Regions from separate parts of the Homo sapiens genome. Here all the other regions are linked to region 2. The links are chromatin loops, found by intact Hi-C in ENCODE. Cell type or tissue: heart right ventricle. All regions are shown on one strand. Each heading gives the region's core, and the rest is flanking DNA. Links, peaks and the distances in the headings are about the cores only.

Region 1 (5,114 bases), core at 1,656-4,155, 62 kb before region 2:
ATGAACAATAATAAATGTGCCTGCATCTGAAGATGTTCTAAACCTTCATTTAAGCAAGAAGCAAGATCAAGATCTGTTCCGTCAGTTACCTGGAGTCTGTCATCTTTCTGAATAGGGGACAGAATCACCTCAAATTTAACTAATAAAAATTTATGACTTGGCAAACACCCCAGGTATTTTTATTGACTAACAAATCAGCTATGACAATCTTAGCAACAAATCAAGTTATGCTATGGGGTATGTCCACACTTCCCTGTTCCCTCTACAACAGGAGAAAATCAAATTTTTCCAACATCCTAACAAACTGTTATTGCCTGTAACCAAATGTATCACAGTATCGTCTACCAAGGCGTTACATCCTGAAACTTTCCTACAAAAAGCACAGCTTCAAAGAAACCTTGCAAGCTTTCTTGTAAGCTCCTCCCTTCCCCCATCGCCCCTCCCCAGAGCCAAGAAATAAAGCACTTGAAAGAAACAACATGGATAATATTTATTAATAGCTCATGTACATATTCCATAACTACATAAGCCATTTGGCTTCATACCTGTCAGCAATGAAGTCAGCTGGCCCTAGCACGTGGCTGCGACTCTTCTCTATTTATTTAGAACTACAAACTACAATTTACACTTTTCCAAAAGCTGTAGGACTATTTGGGAAGGGCACTTTATTCTTCTAAAAGGTTACTAAATTCTCTTATATACTTATACTGATCACAATACTGAAAAATAATAGAAAATCCATTGTCATTCATTTACCACCTAATTTGTTAGATGCCAGAAAATCAAATTTCACACATTTCAATAAAAAGGCAAAACTAAGCATGTCAATCATAGGAAAAAAAATACTTAATCAACTAATTTTATTTAAAGCACTCACAAACTCTTAAGTGGTACAAGACAAGTCAACGCTGTTTATCGAACAATATTTTTTTTTACGACTAAACATCTCAATTCTAGACTCAGGCACTAATTATTAAAGTCATCTAGTTATATACACCAATTCTCAACAGACACAGTTTTTTTTGGAAAGGCATATTAAACAGACTAAGATGTGTACTACCCATTAGCCAAAGATAATTTTATTGATTTTTCTAACGAGTCTTCAAATGTTACATTCTAACATCTTAGCAAATTATTTCCAAATACTGCTGGAATTACATGTAACTATCAGGAAACAAAAGGGCTTCTCAACAACTTGTGCGTTCTACATTATCTGGCCAGTTTCCGGACAATTATAATACAATTGTGCTCCAAAGTAGGAGAGTTCCATGAATCAATTACCCCTAAAATATATTTCTGTATATTTAAGGAGTTCTAAGCATTGGGTTAAATTCCAAACAGACTCTGAATACAAGCATTTATTTAGTAAGAGAGGTTAGAATAAATCAATCCTAAATTAGGCACAGCTGCCCTCCCCCCATTGATCAAAAAGACAGGAAATTACATTTATTTAAAAAGTTAATGTTCCTAATATATTCAAATCTAACTAAGCCCCAAAACGGTCTGACATCAAATCCTCCATAAAAGAGGAAATTCTCTAGACTTCTAAGTGGGTGCCCAGAGTTCACTCAAGTGTCCAGGTATGAATTACGATTCACCAGAGTAACCGGCCTTGCACTTAGGGAAAACTTCCATCGCCCAAGACCAGAGTAGGTCGATCCCATCAACAGTCACACAATCTCATCTCACGCTCCACTAATGAATGTTCTGCCTAAAGTCAGAGCAATGCCTTAGCTGGAGTTTTGTTTTGGTTTTTTCAATATTACCACGTGGGGGTCACAGAAAGGAACAGAGGTTAGAAGAGCTCTCACGTGGCGGCTGAAAGACTGGGGAACCGAGAAAGTGAATGAGTAACAGGGAGGGTCCTGTACTCTCAGAATCTCCCAACTCGGGGTCAGGGGGAAGCGGTAAGTGGAATGCCCCCCGCCCCCCCACCCCCGCCTCTTTCTCACCTCCTGGTCCCGACCCTAGGCCAGTGCCACCGCCGGGAGCCCCGGGTCTCGGCTTCAGCCCCGGGCTGAACAAGCAGGGAGGGGAGAGGCACTTAGGCCTCGCCTCCCCGCGGCCTTCCTCCCCCAGCCGGGGCGGAGGAGACCCAGGAAGCCGCGCCCGGCTCCCGGGGGTGGAGGGCCTAGGCCGCGCCTCCCAGCCCCGCGGCCCTAGGCCTCCGCCCGCCCGAGGCGGAGCCCGGGAGGTCGGGGCGGGGTCCCGGGCCGGTCACCCACCTGGGTTGCCAGTCATTCCAGCTCCGCGAATAGTTGGTGCCGTTGGTGCCGCCGCCGCCGCCGCCGCCGCCGCCGCCGCTCAGCCGAGACCCCGGGGCTCTGCGGCTCATTACCTTCCCCGACACGATATGGCCAAGCGCCGCCGCCCAGAGAAGCGCGAGTCGCCACCCGAACCGGCCGCCGCCAACACCCCGCTCCGGCCCGGGGCTGAGAAGGAAGCCGAGAAGGAGGAGGAGGAGGAGGCGGCGGCGGGCGGGGGAAGAGGACGACCGTTTCGGGTTCCGCCTGAGCCCGCAGCACAGGACGAGGAGGCGGGAGCGGCGCGGTGAGAGAGAGGCGGATGAAGGGGAGGCGACGTCTCTTCCAGGGCCCTGCGCGGCCCACGTCGCCGGGGCCCCCGAGGAGGAGGACGACGAGGAACAGGCGGTGGCGGCAGCTCCTCACGCTCACACGGCCACTGCTTCCCCGCCTCCCGGCTCCGCTCGCCGCGCCGCCGCTGTCGCACGGCATGCTGGGAGCGAGAGGCGGGGTCGGCCCCGCCGTGCCTGCGGAGAGAGGCGGGTCCTGTCGGCGGGGCGGGGCCGATAGCAGGCCGCCCCGCCCCCCACGGCCCCAGGCTCTTGGACGGCGAAGAGGTCTGGGCGTAGCGGTGACGAATCCTAAGACGGGATCTCCACTACTGCGGCCACACACTTTTCTCCCAAATGCTTCCCGGAAAGCACCGGAGGGCCAGGCAGTCAGGTGTAAACAGGCGTCCAATCAAGGACCTGCGGTGGGGGGGGGGGGGGGGGGCGGGCTGTTGCCCTGGGGTGCGCGCGCACACAGGCGCGCCCTTGGATTCACGTGTGCCAGTTTTCCCACTTTCTACGGGGCGGGGTGGAAAGTGAAAATAGTCAGATCGACAGGTGGATATCCACCTTCCCAACCTCCACCTGAAATGTGCCCATCGAGTCCTAGCACCTTTTACCATTTCTTCCCAATGAAAAAAACTAAACGATGGAAGGGAAGGGAGTACCCACGACCACCAAACCCTGTCCTCTGCAATGTGAAATGTGCTTTGAAGTCCTCTCACCCTGAGGCTTGCCCGCCTTCTGCTGGTGAAAGAAGCTGGGGGCTAGGCGCGGTGGGTCACGCCTGTAATCCCAGCACTTTGGGAGGCCGAGGTGGGCGGATCATCTGAGGTGAGGAGTTCCAGACCAGCCTGGCCAACATGGAGAAACCCCGCCTCTACTAAAAATACAAAAATTAGCCGGGCATGGTGGAGGGCGCCTGTAATCCCAGCTACTTGGGAGGCTGAGGCAGGGGAATCGCTTGAACCCAATAGGCCGAGGTTGCAGTGAGCCAAGATCAGACCATTGCAGTCCAGCCTGGAGAACAAGAGTGAAACTCTGTCTCAAAAAAATATAAGAGAGAGAGAGAGAGAAAGCAGGGAGGGAAGAAAAAGGAAGGAAGGAAGGAAACGAGGGAGGGAGGGAAGGAGGGAGGGAGGAAGGAAGGAAAGGAGGGAGGAAAGGAAAGAAAAGGAGAAAAGAAAGAGAGAAGGCCGGGCGCGGTGGATCACACCTGTAATCCCAGCACTTTGGGAGGCCGAGGCGGGCAGATCTCGAGGTCAGGAGATCGAGACCATCCTGGCTAACACAGTGAAACCCCGTCTCTACTAAAAATACAAAAAATTAGCCGGGCGTGGTGGCGGGCGCCTGTAGTCCCAGCTACTCCGGAGGCTGAGGCAGGAGAATAGCGTAAACCCGGGAGGCGGAGCTCCCAGTGAGCAGAGATCGCTCCACTGCACTCCAGCCTGGGCGACAGAGCAAGACTCCATCTCCAAAAAAAAAGAGAATCAGCTGGGTAGAGGAGACGTACCTGACTGTCTACCCCATGACATGCCCCATGCCCCAGGGAAAAAAATTCCCTAAAGCATCTGATGCATAACGTGAATGCATACACATTTTTTAAAAGGTGGGCCAGGATGCTCCTTAAACAAGTGCCTAAACCTTATCTGCATAAGGAGTCTTAACCTATCATTTTATGTTGCAAAGAAAACGTCTTTATATATCGCTTGTGCAATTAAAAATTGTTACCAAAAGTACTTGAAGATTACGAGGAGTTGACACCTCCACACACATGCATATCCCCTCCACCTTGGGCTCCTTGCTTATGGCCACCAATCCCTCACTAAGGGAGGATCTTGCCAGTTCTAAATGATGGGGACTACAAAAATTACAAAAATTACCCGGCGTGGTAGCGCGTGCCTGTGGTCCCAGGAACTCAGGAGGGTGAGGCAGGAGGATGACTTGAGTCCAGCGGGTGGAGGCTGCAGTGACCTATGATCCTGCCACTGCACTCCAGGCTGGGCTGCGGAGGGTAGGGAGGGAGGGAGAAGAAGAAAGAGAAAACGCGGGGCACCATGGATGGCTGACTCCTGTAATCCCAGCACTTTGGGAGGCCGAGGTGGGTGGATCACTTGAGGTCAAGAGACCAGCCTGACAAATATGGTGAAACCCCGTCTCTACAAAAAAATACAAAAATTAACCAGGCATGGTGGCGCACGCCTGTAGTCCCAGCTATTTGGGGAAGCTGAGGCATGAGGATTGCTTGAACCCAGGAGCCAGAGGTTGTAGTGAGCCGAGATCGTGCCACTGAACTCCGGCCTGGGTGACAGAGCAAGACTGTCTCAAAAAAAAAAAAAAAAATCATTTAGATGAAGTGATTCATGCCTGTAATTCCAGTGATGGGAGGCTGAGACTGGAAGATCCTTGAGCCTGGGAGTTATAGGCCAGCCTGAGCAACATAGTGAGACCCCCATCTCTACAAAAAAAATATTAAATTTTTTTTTTCAGACGGAGTTTCACTCTTGTGGCCCAGGCTGGAGTGCAATGGTGTGATTTCAGC
Region 2 (5,114 bases), core at 1,070-3,569:
AGCACAGTGGCTCATGCCTGTAATCCCAGTGCTTTGGAAGGCTGAGGCGGGTGGGTCACAAGGTCAGGAGATGGAGACCATCCTGGCCAACATGGTGAAACCCTGTATCTACTAAAAGTACAAAAATTATCTGGGCGTGGTGGGGTGTGCCTGTAGTCCCAGCTACTCAGCAGGCTGAGGCAGGAGAATATCTTGAACCCGGGAGGTGGAGGTTGCAGTGAGCTGAGATCGCACCACTGCACTCCAGCCTGAGGGACAGAGCGAGACTCTGTCTCAAAAAAAAAAAAAAGAAGAGACATGAGAGAGCTCCCTTTCTCTCTCTTTCTCCCCCCATTCCCCTTCCTTCTCCCTCTCCCTCCTTCTCCCTCCCTCTCCCTTATCCTCTTCCCTCCTTTTCTCTCTCCCATACAAGAAGCTAGTTTCCTGTCTACAAGCCAGGTAGACAGTCTTCACTAGAATCCAACCATGCTGGCACCCTGATCTCAGACTTCCCAGCCTTCATAACTGTGAGAAATAAATGTCTGTTGTTTAAGCCACCTAGGCCGGGTCTTGGGGCTCACAATATAATCCTGGCGGTTTGGAAGGCCAAGGTGGGAGGAGGCTGAAGCCCAGAGTTCAAGACCCGCCTGGGCAACGGTGAGACCTTGTTTCTACAAAAAAAAGTTTAAAAAAATTAGCTGGGCTTGGTGGTGTGTTCTTGTAGTCCTAGCTGTTTGGGAGGCTGAGATGGAAGGCTCACTTGAGTCTGGGAGATTGAGGCTACAGTGAGCTATGATTGGTCTACTGCACTCTAGCCTGGGTGACAGAGCAAGGCCCTCTTAATAAATAAATATATAAATAGCTACCCAACCTGTACTATGATATTTTGTTATGGCAGCCCAAGCTAAGACATAGAGCCAGGCAAATAGTAAGCCTTCGATGCATCTCACACCATTATTCTTAAAAGGGACATGTCAGGCTGAGCCCAGAAAGGAGAAATTCCCTCTCTATTCTTGAAGTAGCAACAGTTTATAGGGACTCAAGTTTTCTTTTCACGAATTCGAAAGAAACTATACGGACACATTCACCTTACTGAGGTTTCTCTGGCCTTGTCCATTCTGAGCTCCTGTTTTTTCTGCAGAGGTGCTCATTGATACTGACTTGGTGATCTTGAAAGGATTCTCTGTATTTCTCTTTTTTTAAATAGAGATAGGGTCAGTCTTGCCATGTTTACCAGGCTGGTCTGAAACTCTTGGCCTCAAGTGATCCACCTGCCTCAGCCTCCCAAAGTGTTGGGATTACAGGTATGGACCACTGCGCTGGGCCAGGGTTGTCTGTTTTTATATGAATGACCATAAAGTTATTTCACTGATGCCATCAGGAAGCAACCTTATTAATTTTATGTATTTTTGAGCTGATGTTGATAGCAGAAGAGTGGAAAGGAGTCAGACTTTGCTTTAGTCTCGTGATGTAGAAGATCCTAAAGATAGGATTCAAGGTGAGAGTATGATCATTTATATGGCCCTCTTCACCTCACAGAGCTGAATTTACCAATAATTTGGCAGGTATAAGCTAGGAAAATGAAGTAAAAGGGTCCAGACAGTAATATTTTAGAATTCTGTTACCTGCGGGTGGATACTTTCTTCTTTTGAGAATAGAAGATTAGGCTGGGTGCAGTGGCTCATGCCTGTAATCCCAGCACCTTAGAAGGCTGAGGCAGGCAGATCACTTGAGTCTAGGAGTTTGAGACCAGCCTGGGCATCATAGCAAGACCCCGTCTCTACTAAAAATACAAAAAAAAAAAAGTAGCTGGCTGTGGTGGTGTGTGCCTGTAATACCAACTACTCAGGAGGCTGAGGTAAGAGAATCACTTGAACCCAGGAGGTGGAGGTTGCAGTGAGCCAAGATTGTGCCACTGCACTCCAGCCTGAGTGACAGAGCAAGACTCTGTCAGAAAAAAGAAAGAAAAGAGAGAGAGAGAAAGGAAGAGGGGAAGGGAAGGAAGGGAAGGAAGGAAGAGAGAGAGGAAGGAAGGAAGAGAGAGAGAGGAAGGAAGGAAGGAAAAGGAAGGAAGGAAGGGAACAGAAGATTAGTTGAGCATAGTGGCTCAGTGCCTGTAATCCCAGCACTTTGGGAGGCCGAGGTAGGCAGATCATTTGAGCCTAGGAGTTCAAGACCAGCCTGGGAAACATGGCAAAATCCCATCTCTACAAAAAATAGAAAAATTAGCTGGGCATTGTGGCATGCATCTGTAGTCCCAGCTACTTGTGGGGCTGATGCAGGAGGGTCACTTGAGCCCAGGAGGCAGAGGTTGCAGTGAAGTATGATTATGCCACTGCACTCCAGCCTAGGTGGCAGAGTGAGACTCTGTCTCAAAAAAAAAAAAAAAAAAAAGAAGATTGTGAGCAAAAATTGAATGCAATTTTTTTCATAAGCAGAGGTGTAATGGTTATTATTACAAAAGATGATATTAAATTTATTTATGTATTATCTCTTTGCCTCCACCAGAATGTAAGCTTTGTTGAAGGCAAGGATCATTGTTGATTTATTTACTCTGTATCCCAGGCATCTAAAACAGTAAGTGTGCAATAAATATTTGTTGAATGAATCAAAGCATAAGCAAGGCTTCAGATTCATTTTTCTATCAGAGATTCATTTAAAAATGTTAAGGAAATGAGAGGTGAAGACATCCTAAAGGCATAATACTCAAAGTAGTCAGTAGGTTCATTGATAACCCAGAGGAAAATATATAATATTATAGAGGAAAAGAAATTCTCTGAAATCATGGCATCTCTCCTAGCTTGGGATAACATTTTAGCAGAAAGACCGAAGAACTCTTCCAAGAAACATCAAGCAATTAAATGAAGTAGTAGAAAAATCACCAGTACTTTAAAGTAGATGAAGCCATTAAAATAGTTGCAGCTTCAGTAATCACCATGTAAGCCTGTAAGTGGTGGGTCTTAGACCACAACATGGTAGTTATCAAATTGCTTTATTCATCGAAATGTTCATTCTCCTGGCTGCCCTTGAACTTCCAGCCTAAGGCTTTCTCTCTGCAGGGTTGTCAGCATGCTCATGCAAGGCTTTGCCTCTGCAGATTATCAGAGGTGTACTCCATGCCCCTCTCACCATGAAAAAAGGGAGAAAAAGACAATTTCGTCTCAGAGATAGAAAATCTCCCAGAGAGAACCCCTGGCAGCTGGAATCCATTTTTTTCCCCCTGAAGCTGGAATCTGTTATAACTACAGAACACTGAAGGATAATGAGGTTCTGCTGCTAAGCAAATGCTGGGACAAAAAGCACAGAGGTGCTGCAGCCAGGCAGAGACTGGGCTTTTCATGAAACCCTGTGTCTCTGAGCACATATTGCAATAATTCTCTGACTAGCTGCTCAAGGCCTTGGCTTCGTGGCTTTTTACTCCGTTTAAAGGTCTTGATCAGGCCACTTCCGTTTTTAATGTTTGAGAAATGTCTGATTTATGCTGCTTCAAAGTGGAACTTGGGTTTCTATTACCTTTTTGGCACCTTGCACCCATTGTTGGCCTAATTCTGCTGTCTCGTCTATCTTGTGGTTCCTATCAGTAAACAAAGTCCAGGAGAGGCGTCATGCTTGTGAACACCTCCAACATCAAGTTCAAAAGTACAATCATGACCTTGTCCTGTCGTTCTCAGAATCTGGGCTCAGCTATTTCAAACCTCCCATGTCTTCACTGGTAGTGGTCAATTAGAAATCACTGAATCCTTTCCCTAGAGTGGTCAGAGACAGCCAGTTTATGGTAATTTGGGCACAAGTGCCAATTGGAAAGGTGCATTATTCAAACCACTTTGGCTACAAGTGACAGAAATTCAATGCAGGTTAGCTTAAATAAAAAAGGAATTCGGGCTGGGAACAGTGGCTCATGCCTATAATCCCAGCATTTTGGGAGGCCGAGGCGGGTGGATCACCTAAGGTCAGAAGTTCTAAACCAGCCCGGGCAACACGGTGAAACCCTGCCTGTACTATAAATACAAAAAATTAGCCAGGCATGGTAGTGCACGCCTGTAGTCCCAGCTACTCTGGAGGCTGAGGCAGAAGAATCACTTGAACCCGGGAGGTGGAAGTTGCAGTGAGCCAAGATCACGCCACTGTACTCCAGCCTGGGCGACAGTGAGACTCTGTCTCAAAAAAAAAGAAAAAAAGAAAAAAAAGGGAATTTATTGGCTTCTGTAGCTGAAAAGTCAGGCAGATTTGGATCTCAAATTATGTCATTAACTAGTTTCTCTGACTTACCCTCTGCGTTGTGTATAAGCTTTTCATCGCATGGCAGCAAGATACCTCCATGTTCACATAGGGCTAACAGCCCAAGATGGTGAGGAAACATGCACTTTTGTTCCAGTAGCACAGAAAAAGTCCCCAGGTGGACGCTAATGGGCACTGTATGAGTCAAGTGCTCATGGCTGAGGCAGTAGTTGTACCTTGACACATGAAGTCCTCTGACCAGATCTGGGCATGTACCTGACCTTGGGGATGGAAGTGAGGCAGTCCAGCTCCACCAACTCGTAAGGACTGAGACAGTTTACTAGGGAAGAGGGGAAAGCGTGTTTCTTACAGGAAGAAATGCGGGCAGACAAAACACCATATACCCCTTAAATTAGGTTTTCCACAGATAATTGAGGTGGAGCAGAAGGGTAACCACATTTTGACAGCATCATCAGTATGTGGTGAGTGGCCCAGCATTTGACCCTGGCCTCTGTGGTCATCTCAGAGCCCAGAAAGTAGCAGCAGAAGAGCAGAGCATGGGTAGGTAACCATCAGTTCTTGGATAACTGAAGGGTGATCTTGAGGAGCAGTGAGTCTGTGGGATGGCCATGCCTAACAAATGTCATCCAGTTCAGAGCACCAAGGACATTCCCAGCTATGGCTTTTATCTTTTATCTTCTTCTTCTTCTGGTTTTGCTCTGTCACCCAGGCTGGAGTGTAGTGGCATGATCTCGGCTCACTGCAACCTCTGCCTCCCAGGTTCAAGCAATCCTCCCACCTCAGCCCCCTGCGTAGCTGGGACTGCAGCTGAGCGCCACTACACCCAGCTAATTTTTGTATGTTTTGTAGAGATGGGGTTTCACCATGTTGATCATGCTGGTCTTGAAGTCCTAGGC
Region 3 (5,114 bases), core at 1,165-3,664, 400 kb before region 2:
AAAGCTTTCTAGGGAGAATAAAAGGCAATGAGATTTGAAATAGTGTGTTCAGCTTTCTTGCTTTCTGTATATTTTCAGCATTTTGTCAAGCTAAAAAATAAACATAAGCTGTCAGAGATAATACTATTAACATTTTATCATCTTTTTTTAAAAGTATCATACACATCTTTTCACATCACTAAACAGTCACACTATCATTTTAATGACTGAATTTATCATTATTTAACCAATTTTCTCCTAATGGAAATACAGTTAGCTACTTTCCAATGTTTTGCTAGTCATTATATGTTATAAACAGGGATGCAATGCACAGCCTTTTAGTACATTTTGAGATACCTGTTGGATTATTTCCATCATGTTCCTGGAATATAAATTCCTGGATTGAAGTGTGTGCAATCTGAAATTGTTGTGAATATTGCCAGGTTACCCTCCGTCTGCATGCCCACCATCAAGGTATGAGGATGGTAGAAGCTCTCGTCGAACCAGATGGATGAAGACCACTAACGGCTTTTGTTTCCTCTGGTAACAGCAAGAGACAGAGCGACATGAGAGATTGGACCGCGGGCTGCACTGGAGAATTTACTGGTAGGATAATTCATCCCTAAAGAGATTGAAGTGAGCTTCAGAATGGCAAAAGAGGAGCCCCAGAGTATCTCAAGGGACTTGCAGGAACTGCAGAAGAAGCTGTCTCTGCTGATAGACTCCTTCCAGAATAACTCAAAGGTCAGTTTCCAATCACTATGTATAATGGAAAATCCCAATATAACACTAGCATAAACAAGATAGAAAGTTATTTCTTTCTCCAGTAGAAGGAATTTGGAGGTAAGTCAAGAATCTTTCTGGCTTACCGCCCTGCCATGTCTATGCTGTGACCTTCAAACTCCTTGTCTGAGATGACTGCAAGAGCATCAGCCATTGTATCCATCTTTCAGGCAACAGGATTTGAGGAGGGGGGAAGAGAGAAGTGCAAGCCACCTACAATTTAAGGAGACTTCTGGGAGTCGCACACAATACTTCCAATTACATCCCTTAAGCCAACATTGAGTCATTTGCCACTAATGGCAAATGCAATTCTTTAGCTGGATAAAGAAGTCTGTGCAACAGATATCATCCTTTTTTTGGTTTTGTTTGGTTTTGTTGTGAATTTTGCCCTATCTGTTACCCTGAAAATGAGAGACAAAAGCCTACTTCAAGATTTGAGTTCATTGTTCCACTAGGAATCCAGGTCCGATAGAAATATGATGTGAGTCACGTATGTAATTTAGAATTTTTCTAGTAGCCACATGTAAGAAGTAAAAAGAAATAGGTAAAATTAATTTTGGCTGGGCATAGTGGCTCCCGCCTGTGATCCTAGCACTTTGGGAGGCTGAGGTGGGTGGATCACTTGAGATCAGAAGTTCGAGATCAGCCTGGCGAACATGGTAAAACCCCATCTCTACTAAAATTACCAAAATGAGCAGGTGTGGTGGTAAGGCCTGTAGTCCCAGCTACTCGGGAGGCTGAGGCAGGAGAATCACTTGAACCCAGGAGGCGGAGGTTGCAGTGAGCTGAGATTGTGCCACCGCACTCCAGCCTGGGCGACAGAGCGAGATTCCGTCTCCAAAAAAAAAAAATTATTTTTAATAATGTTTTTATTCAACCTAAGATATCAAAAATATTTCAACATGTAATCATTTATACAAAATTATTAATGAAAAAAGATTCTTGAAACATTGTACCTTCTTTTTTGAACTCCCTCTTCAAAACCCCCCGTGCGCATATTTTACACTTCTAGCACATTTCAATTCGAGTTAGCCACTTTTTAGGTATTCAGTGGCCACTCAGTGGCAATGAGACTTCAGATAGCGTTATGTTTTCTTGCATATTTATCCTTATTGCTTTCTTCTATATGTCTTTCAGCATTTTGTCAGGGAAAAGAAAACAGCTTTCAGAGATAATACTGTTAACATTTTGTATGTCATTCTAGACCTTTTTTCTATGCAATATACCTATAAAAATACATATGTATATGTAACAAAATGAACTATTTTGTGGTGTATTTTTTTTTGTATTGGATAGCACAGCGGGTCTACTCGAAGAGATGCTTGTTTGCAATCTACAACAATAAATTCTGGACTTGCTCCAGAATTTATTTGGCACTCTTTGTGGATTTACCAAGCTATTTTTAAATTGGACAAGCAGCTTTCTCGCCAGCTGGCGGGGACTCTTGTTATTAAAAGTTAGCTCAGTAAGAAGGGTCCTCCTGCCTGTTCCACATTTACAGCTGATTCTCATTAACCATGGTAGTTACGTTCTATAAAGTTACTGCAGACACTGAATTAGCACATACCAAACCATCGCTCCTAGGGGAAATACAGGATTCAGTTGCTGTGAGCCTCCTGTTCACAACATTTTTGTCAGCTGATCAGTACATAACCTCGTTTTATGTGTATTTCTGTTTAAAGACATGTTAATATATATTGTTGATCATTAACGTTGAACTCAGGGCCAACAACAGTACTATGACTCATGTCTTAAACAAAGCTAATCACACACATGTATTTTCTGCATAAGGCACATCACAGCCTTCTCATGGTTAGGAACGCTAGAGAACACTTCAGCACTACACTTGGGGACCATTTTCAACAGTAAAATCACCAAACTAAAGCATAAACGTGGCACTAAATAGACCACAGTGACACTTGTTTAAAGGATGAAACAGGAAGGCTCGGTGTCACCTTGCTTGACCTCAGCTGGGAATGTACGTGGCAGGTGACTCCACTTTTTGCTGTTGTGGACGTGTCCACTAATGACCTCAAAAGCACTGCAGGCCAGGCGTGGTAGCTCACACCTGTAATCCTAGTACTTTGGGAGGCCGAGGCGGGTGGATCCCTTGAGCCAGAAGTTCAAGACCAGCCTGGCCAACATGATGAAACCCCTTCTCTACGAAAAATACAAAAATTAGCTGGGTGTGGTGGTGTGCGCCTGTAATCCTAGCCTCTTGGGAGGCTGAGGCACGAGAATCGCTTGAACCCAGGAGGTGAAGGTTGAAGGGAGCCAAGATCACACCACTGTACTCCAGCCTGGGTGACAGAGCAAGACTCTATCTCAGACAAAACAAAACAAAACAAAAAGCACTGCCAGTATTCATTTTGAGGTTACAAATAAATTTCAGTGAGGAGGCAAATTTACAAATATGGAATCATGAGTAATAAGGATTGACTGCATATTTCTTGGCACTGACTGTATGCCAAGCACTGCACTAGGCATTCACCCTGGCCCTGTCTGAACTTAGTTAATAGTCACGTTCACCTGCCTTTTTTGTTTGTTTGTTTTTGTATTTTTAGTAGAGACGGGGTTTCTCACCATTTTGGCCACGCTGATCTCCAACTCCTGACCTCAGGCAATCCACCCACTTCGGCCTCCCAAAGTGCTGGGATTATAGGCGTGAGCCACCGCACCTGGCCACCAGTGGTTGTAAATGGTCCTGACCCTTCGTCTTTCTCCTGTTAGGAAGAGATAATGAATCATTGATTGTTTTTTGCATTCTGATACCAGGGAATTTGCCTGGCTCCTGAATCATCCAAGTTTCAGTCTTCATGTTCTCAAATACTGGCCACTTTGTCCCTAGTTTAGAAGCCAACCGCCTTTGTCTGACCTTGGGCAAGTCACTTAGGCTCACTGAATTTCCATCTCCTTTTTTAAAATTTTTTATTTATTTTTTATTGAGACAGAGTCTCACTCTGTCTTCCAGGCTGGAGTATAGTGGTGTGATCATGGCTTACTGTAGCCTCGAACTTCTGGTCTCAAGCAACACCTCCAGCCTCAGCCTCCTGAGTAGCTGGGACTACAGGTGCACACCAGCATACTCAGCTAATGTTTTATTTTATTTTTTGGAGAGACAGCATCTTTCACTGTGTTGCCCAGGCTGGTCTCAAACTCTTGGCCTCAAGCAGTCCTCCTGCCTTGGCCTCCTGAAGTGCTGGGATTACAGAAGTGAGCCACCATGCCCAGCTGCCATCTCCTCTTTTCTAAAATGAGCAATGTCAGGCTCAGAGGTTTGTTATGAAGATTATCTGAGATGCTGTTTGAAGCTTTAGCACAGAGGGTGGCGCATAATGTTGTCAGTCTGTCTCAGCCTGGCCTTCCTGGGCTCTGCAGTGCTGCACTGTGCTTACAGAGCCTAGATTGGGTAACCTGTGTCTACCTCCAGGCTGGTGATGGAAAATCACAGTGCATGTTACTGAATAATAACCTCTCCCACTTTCCATCTTTCCATTGCATCCCCCTCTGTTGCCATGAGAATGAAATGTTAATTGCTACGTTCTACCCCCCTGAGTTTAAATAGTGTTAGGTCGTTCTTTTTTACCTACCTCGTAGCATTGTAGGAAGAAATAAATGAGGAAATAATACGAGAGGTGCTTAAAGCAGTGCCCAGCACCTGAGTGTTTAATGAATGTTCTCTGTTATTATTAGGTGTGGTTGAATCGTGTCCTCCCCTCCTGGGACAGACTGGCTGGAGCTCAGCTGTACTTCCTGGGAGAAGACAATTTCTGGGTTTAATCATCTGAATCTTGGTCTCTTTGCATATCTAAATGACTTTCTCTTTGATTATAGAGCCCAGACTCGGAAAAGACTAAGAATGGCGGGGCATGGTGGCTGATGCTTATAATCCTAGCACTTCGGGAGGCCGAGGCGGGCAGATCACTTGAGGTCAGGAGTTCGAGACTAGCCTGGCCAACATGGTGAAACCCCATCTCTACTAAAAAATATAAATATTAGCTGGAAATCGCCTGAACCTGGGAAGCGGAAGTTGCAGTGAGCCGAGATCATGCCATTGCACTCTAGCCTGGGCAATAGAGTGAGATTCCATCTCAAAAAAACAAAAGGCTAAGAAAAAGGTGGATTCCTTAAGGACTGAAGTGGAACAGTCTTGCCTGTTTCCTTTTATATCCCTGTGCCATACAGTCCCTAAGTCCTGTGTATTCCTTCTTTTGTCATTCCACTTTCATACCCATCTACCCCTCCCCCTTCTCTTCCCTCTCTGCCATCAGCCTGGACTTGACCACAGTATATCTTGCCTGATTTCCTGCAAATCTTTCTACCTGCCTCTTGCACATGATTGCTAGGTTCAT

The links. A loop is a pair of places that touch in the nucleus more often than their neighbours do. Peaks named below come from ENCODE experiments on the same cell type or tissue, not always from the same donor. Only the 100,000 strongest peaks of a DNase experiment are listed, where the experiment ranks them.
Region 1: a loop joins it to region 2, with 7 times the contacts of the local background. A loop is called at or near these places in 13 of 110 quality-filtered maps.
Region 3: it touches region 2 in a loop (3-fold over the local background); 33 of 110 quality-filtered maps call a loop at or near these places.

The regions. Positions count from the first base shown.
Region 1 is chr16:21,499,552-21,504,665 of GRCh38, forward strand. It overlaps LOC124903662 (a long non-coding RNA gene), which reads left to right and starts at 2,760. Exons shown (of 2, transcript XR_007065024.1): 1 at 2,760-2,966. It also overlaps the pseudogene SMG1P3. RefSeq lists enhancers at 1,915-2,431, 2,432-2,947, 2,948-3,464 and silencers at 1,980-2,289, 2,380-2,429, 2,540-2,589, 2,610-2,959. In heart right ventricle, for the core only: a CTCF peak has its summit at 2,632; DNase peaks (open chromatin) are centred at 2,170 and 2,860; H3K4me3 peaks cover 1,692 bases; H3K27ac peaks cover 2,204 bases.
Region 2 is chr16:21,562,588-21,567,701 of GRCh38, forward strand. No RefSeq gene overlaps it. Among named protein-coding and RNA genes, the nearest start is that of METTL9, 34 kb to the right of the region's middle. In heart right ventricle, for the core only: no CTCF peak of the experiment used is centred there; no DNase peak of the experiment used is centred there.
Region 3 is chr16:21,160,556-21,165,669 of GRCh38, forward strand. It overlaps LDAF1 (lipid droplet assembly factor 1), which reads left to right. Exons shown (of 5, transcript NM_001301771.2): 2 at 530-723. The coding sequence starts at 628. Among named protein-coding and RNA genes, the nearest start is that of LDAF1, 4.4 kb to the left of the region's middle. In heart right ventricle, for the core only: no CTCF peak of the experiment used is centred there; a DNase peak (open chromatin) is centred at 2,196; H3K4me3 peaks cover 1,296 bases; H3K27ac peaks cover 2,500 bases.